Regions from separate parts of the Homo sapiens genome. Here region 2 is linked to region 1. Evidence: chromatin contacts called from ENCODE Hi-C or POLR2A ChIA-PET data. All regions are on one chromosome and are shown on one strand. The core of a region is the stretch at or near the end of the contact, and the rest is flanking DNA. Distances in the headings are between cores, read along the strand shown. Region 1 holds the start of MMP23B (matrix metallopeptidase 23B). Region 2 overlaps GNB1 (G protein subunit beta 1).

What was found. A loop is a pair of places that touch in the nucleus more often than their neighbours do. ChIA-PET counts read pairs that join two places held with the same protein, here RNA polymerase II (POLR2A). Pooled maps may share reads with other maps.
Region 2: a loop to region 1 is called in a pooled map, with 2.0 times the contacts of the local background. The contact joins the enhancer-like site here to the promoter of MMP23B in region 1. A Hi-C loop is called at or near these places in 1 of 50 pooled maps. POLR2A ChIA-PET finds 5 or more read pairs at or near these places in 2 of 52 experiments (H1 and activated B cell).

The regions. Positions count from the first base shown.
Region 1 is chr1:1,630,788-1,633,642 of GRCh38, reverse strand. It overlaps MMP23B (matrix metallopeptidase 23B), which reads right to left and starts at 1,470. Exons shown (of 8, transcript NM_006983.2): 1 at 1,269-1,470; 2 at 730-860; 3 at 523-662; 4 at 288-455. The coding sequence starts at 1,424. LOC124903821 (a long non-coding RNA gene) reads left to right here and starts at 1,857. Exons shown (of 3, transcript XR_007065352.1): 1 at 1,857-1,998. RefSeq lists an enhancer at 1-763.
Region 2 is chr1:1,840,412-1,843,266 of GRCh38, reverse strand. The region is part of intron 1 of GNB1 (G protein subunit beta 1); the gene reads left to right. Among named protein-coding and RNA genes, the nearest start is that of GNB1, 49 kb to the left of the region's middle. RefSeq lists an enhancer at 1,686-1,745. Within about 2 kb of position 1,491, at least 3 of the 41 ENCODE cell types and tissues checked have a DNase peak (open chromatin) inside an H3K27ac peak, as active enhancers do.

The DNA.
Region 1 (2,855 bases), core at 221-2,720:
CGCCCTCGGCCGCAGCCACGGAAAGATAAGAATGTTCTGGGCCCAGGCGGTGAGCTCGGCCCCCAGGAATGCAGCTCCAGCTCCCGCTCCAGAGGCGCAGGGGGATGGGAAAGGGAGTTCAGGGCTGCCGGGATGGGGGCTCCCACGGGCTCCCCTCCTTGCCTGCTAGACTCCAGTGGCAGCCACCACCCCGGAAGGTCCCTCCTGCCGTCTGCCCCAAAGCCCGACCGCGGCAGCCCACTGTGCTGCAGAGGAGAGGCCTCCAGGAGGCCAGCCTGGACGGTCACCTTTCTTCCAGCTGTAGCGCGTGGGGCCCAGGACCCAGTACTCGCTGTCGTCGAAGTGGATGCCGCCGTGCGGGGGGAAGAAGGCGTGGGCCAGCTCCCCCGTGGGGCCGTCGAAGCAGTGGTGCAGCGCGGAGACCAGGCAGTCCGTGTGGTTGATCGGGTAGAAGCCTGGGGGGAGCACGGGGCTGAGAGGCCGGGCGCGCAGGGCCGGGCCGGGGCGGGGGCGGGCGCCCACCTATCCGGAGGTCGCTGGGCTGCTCGGGGGCCACCTCGCGGAAGCTGAAGGGGGACACGTCGCTCCACATGCGGAAGGCGGCAGCTAGGGCCCGCCGCGTCTCCCGCGGGCTCAGCAGGTTCCGCGGGAAGGAGAGGATCCTGCAGGGAGAGTGAGCTCAGCGGGCGCCGGCCGCGCCCCCTCCCCCGGGGCCCAGCCAGGGCGCACCTGTAGGTGAGGTTGAAGTGGTCCCAGCGCAGCCTGGCTGGAGTCAGCGTGTAGCGGCGTCTGCGGGGGGCCAGTGGGCCCGGGACCCGGGTGGGGGGGACCGCCGAGAGGCCCAGCGCAGCGACGTCTCCCTTCAGGGAAGAAAGCGTGCGTGGGAGGCATCGGTGACGGTCCCCAGGACCAAAAACTGCCGCGGAAAATGGACTGGAAGGAAACGGGGGTGGGGGTGCCCAGGGCTGGGAGCGGGCGTGGCGGGTCCTGTCTGCCTGTGGTTTCGGGTCTCCTAACCTGAGCGCCCTGTTGCACGTCCCTGGGAACGCGGCCCAGTGGAGGGGAAGGGGCTGAACAGCAGGGCGAGGCCTCCCACCCCTCCCAACAACTGGACACAGGGGCGTCCAACCCTCCGACCTCGGGACGCACATCCGGACCCTCAAACACCCCGCACACCCCGCACACGTCCTGCGGGCCCCCCGATAGACCAGACCCACAGACGTGAGGACCCCCCCAACCCGGCACCTGGCCTCCCCCCCGCCGCTCACCTGCGCTGCGCTCCAGGCCGGCACCGCCGGGGCCCCCAGCCGGGCCAGCAGCACCAGCGCGGGGAGGAGGCACAGGGCGACCAGCGCGGCTCCAAGCCAGCGGCGCTCGACGCCTGCCCCCGGGGCCTCCGAGGGGACACGGGCCCCGCGGCCCATGGCAGACTTGCTGTGGGGCTCAGGGCTGCATGGGGCAGCAAGGCGCGGGGGCCCGGGCCGCAGAGCCTCCGGGGAGGATCCGGAGGGGAGGCAGTGGCTCGGCGGCTCGGGTTACAGCCCGGTGTGGTGGGGGGGAGGGAGACGGGGCGGGAGAGGGGGCAAGGCTGCCCCTGAAGGGAACCAGCTGGCCCGTCCGTTGGCCGAGCTGCCTGCTGTCTCCAGCCGGGGGCATGGGGACCCGCGTCCCGTGGGCCAGGGGCAGAGGCCTGGGCATGGCCTGCTGGGCGGGGTCCTCGGAGGGGGGAGCGAAGAGGGCCCCAGGCAGCCCGGGAAGGGCAGCGCCAGGGCTCCCGCTTAGGAAAGGGTAGCAGTGGGGGTCCCCAAGCCCCCACTGCTGGGCAGTGAGTGATCTGGTGGCTTTTTTCCCAAATGGAATCCTCAAAAAACCCCTGAGCCCCACATGAGCGGAGTCTCCATCCTGGCCCAGGCAGCTGAGCTGGGCCGCAGGAGACGCGTCGCTCGCCTGACAGTGTCCCCGAGAGCTGGGAGGGGATGGCCGGATGGGGACGTGGCAGTGAGTATGGGGCGGTGGAGGGGGAGGCGGGGAGGGGGTGCGTGGGTAGGCAAGGGCCGCGGAGGGTGCCAGGTTGCGGGGCGGAGGGAGGGAACTTGCCAGGGTCTCCCGGGGAGCCGGGAAGGGGCGGGCCCTGGCTGCGGGAAGCCCCGTGGAGGGTAGCGCGTGAGGTGGAGGGTGTGTGGCTCCTAAATCCCCGGCTAGGCCCCAGCAAAGGGGAGAGGGAGACGGGAGGGACGGGAAACGGAGCTAAGCGCCGGGCCTGGAGGTCTGGACCGGTCCTGATTGGGGGCGGGGGCGGGGAGCTCGGAGACCCAAAGGTTCGACGGGGCGGCCGGCGTCCAGGCGCGAGCGGCTCTGGGCTGGGACCGAGACCGGGCACCGGCGTCCCGCGGGGCGGGGGTGGGGGATTGGGCAGAGGAGCAGGAGATTCCGAGCCAGACCGGCCTGTGTCTGTCTCGTCCCTCCCCGTTTTCCGCGCCGGCGTCGGGCCCAGGGTGACGGCAGCCCGGCCAACGGGGTCAGCGCCAAGCAGCTGGCGGCGGCCGCGGGCGGTTCTTGGAAAGCGCGAGAGGCTGGGCCTGGCCGCCGTATTTGCTCCGACACCGCCCCCCGCCCCCCCAGCTCGTCACCCCGCCTGCGTGCGCCCGGCCCCCAGACCCTGCCTGGGACGCCCCCCAACTAACTCCCTGCTGGGACGGGACCCCACAGCCCTGGGGAGTGTCGGGCCCCTTGGATCAGAGCGCGAGTCCCCGCGGCCGCCCCCAGGACGGAAGAGCGAGGGGGGCCCGGGGGCAGACACAGGAGTCCCCGCCCCGTCGGACCCGGGCCTGGGGGGCGGGAGGCGGCCGTGCCCG
Region 2 (2,855 bases), core at 242-2,741, 210 kb before region 1:
GACTGGCTGACAGAGGGTGACCCTGTCTCAAAAAAATAATTAATAATGATAAAATAGAGCAGATTATGTATAATTTTTTTTAGTAGTATTTCTCTTCCTACCTGTCCCTTGATCTGGAAAGTACTTGAAAAGATTTATATTTAGTGGTTGAGATAATTGTGACAGTTGAAGAGTTCTCAACTGGGGTCAGTATTGCCTCTCGGGATGCCAGGTGGCTGTTACAGCTGGGGAAAGGAGCACTACTGGCATGCTGCCAGATATCCTCCTGGGGACACACACACACCCCTGCCTAAAATGTTCATTGTGCTGAGGTTGAGACCCATGCTTTGAAACTTGATTTGGTGGCACTTTTCGGGTATGCTCATAGGACCCTGCCCCGGAGCGAGGCTTCGCTTCCTGAAGTCTGGGGTAGTTTGCATCATTCACTGTTTACTCCTGTGTGCCTTTTCACACCCAACTTTTTTTCTGAGGTGAAATTCACATAACATAAACCATTTTAAAGTGAATGATTCGGTGCCGTTTAGTACATTTACAATGTGTTGCAACCACCGTCTCTAGCTAATTCCATGACATTTTCATCACCTCAAAAGGAAACCCTGTACCCATTAAATAATTGTCCACTGCACACACATGTGCATGCACACGCAGACACATGCAGCCCCTGGCAACCACTGCATTCTGTCTCTTTGGATTTGTGTGTTCCGGATATTTCATGTAAATGGGGTTGTATATATGTGGCTTTTTGTGTATGGCATCTGTCACTTAGCATATTTGTGAGGTTTGTCTGTGTTCTAGCAGAGACAGGACCAGGACTTCTTTTTTTTTTTTTTTTGAGATGGAGTCTCACTCTGTCACCCCGCCCAGGCTGGAGTGCAGGGGTGCAACCTTGGCTCACTGCAAGCCCTACCTCCTGGGTTCATGGCATTCTCCTGCCTCAGCCTCCAGAGTAGCTGGGACTACAGACGCCCGCCACCATGCCCGGCTAATTTTTTGTATTTTTAGTAGAGATGGGGTTTCACCGTGTTAGCCAGGATGGTCTCAATCTGCTGACCTTGTGATCTGCCCGCCTTGGCCTCCCAGAGTGCTGGGATTACAGGCGTGAGCCACCGTGCCTGGCAATTTTTGTATTTTTAATAGAGACGAGGTGGCCAGGTTGGTCTTGAACTCCTGACCTCAGGTGATCCACCCGCCTCACCTTCCCAAAGTGCTGGGATTACAGGCGTGAGCCACCACGCTCGGCCTCCTTTATCTTTATAGCTGAATAATATTCAATTGTTTGGATAGACCACATTTTATTCATCCATTCATGCTCAGTGGGTATTTGGGCTGTCTCCACCTTCTGGCTGCTGAGTACTGCTGCTAAGAACATAATGTGTACATGCATTGAATCCCTGCTTTCAGTTCTTTTGGGAATATACCTAGGAGTAGAATTGCTGGGTTATGGGGTAATTCTGTGTTTAATTTTTTGAGGAACTGCCAAACTGTTTTCCTTCCACACTCATTTTTACTGCCGGAAAAGTACGTGCTTGCTTGTACATAAGCAGCATAATTGCAAAACGAAACTACTTTAAGTAAATGAATTAGAATTCACAGTTCAACTGGGAGATATTTCAGTTTGTTGATTCATCTACTGACTCCAGACTAGATGTGTGCATGTGAGTTTGCAGACTCACAAGACACTGAATTAATAGGCAGGTGGTGACCTGTGAAGCCTCCACAAGTGGTCTTTTCACATAGTTTAATTTGAGGGAGCGATTACAGAAGCATCTTTAAATGTTCTGAAATCAGGCCAGGCTCAGTGGCTCAGGCCTGTAATCCCAACACTTTCGGAGGCTGAAACAGGCGGATTACCTGAGGTCAGGAGTTTGAGACCAGCCTGGCCAACATAGTGAAACCCCATCTCTACTAATAAATAATAAAAGGCATGGCGTGTGCCTGTAATCCCAGCTACTCAGGAGGCTGAGGCAGGAAAATCGCTGGAACCTGGGATGCAGAGGTTGCAGTGAGCCAAGATCATGCCACTGCACTCCAGCCAGGGTGACAGAGTGAGAATCTGTCTCAAAAAATTAATAAATGTGGCCATGTGCAGTGGCTCACGCCTGTAATCCCAGCACTTTGGGAGGCCGAGGTGGGCAGATCACGAGGTCAGGAGATCGAGACCATACTGACCAATATGGTGAAAACCCGTCTCTACTAAAAATATAAAAATTGGCTGGGAGTGGTGGCATGTGCCTATAATCGCAGCTACTCAAGAGGCTGAGGCAGGAGAATCACTCGAACCAGTGAGTCGGAGGTTCCAGTGAACTGAGATGATACCACTGCACTCCAGCCTGGTGACAGAGCGAGACTGCTGTCTCAAAAATAAAAAAAATACAATAAATGTTCTGAAATCAGAAGAAATCTAGAATTGGACATATTTTCATTCCACCAGAAGTATGTCAAGAGGAGTCAGAAACCTCTCTTGTGATCTCTGTCACCATTCAAGCCACCTTCCTGGGCACCAGGGCCAGGCACTGGATGGGACCGTGTCAGCAGGAGAGGGACAGAGGGAGGGATTGGAAGTGTCCCAACATAGACTTGCCAGGACTCACAAAGTAGTTATTTAGTGGCTTCCTTGAGATTCAGATGAAATGCTCTCCACTGTCATGCCAAACAGGCAAAGTCTGGATTAAATTAATCTTCAGAATTTGTTGAATTGTATTAGTGTTGTGTCTGTGTGTGTGTGTGCGTGTGTGTTTTGAGACAGAGTCTCGCACTGTCACCCAGGCTGGAGTGCAGCGGCACGATCTCGGCTCACTGCAATCTCCGCCTCCTGTGTTCAAGCAATTCTCCTGCCTCAGCTTCCTGAGTAGCTG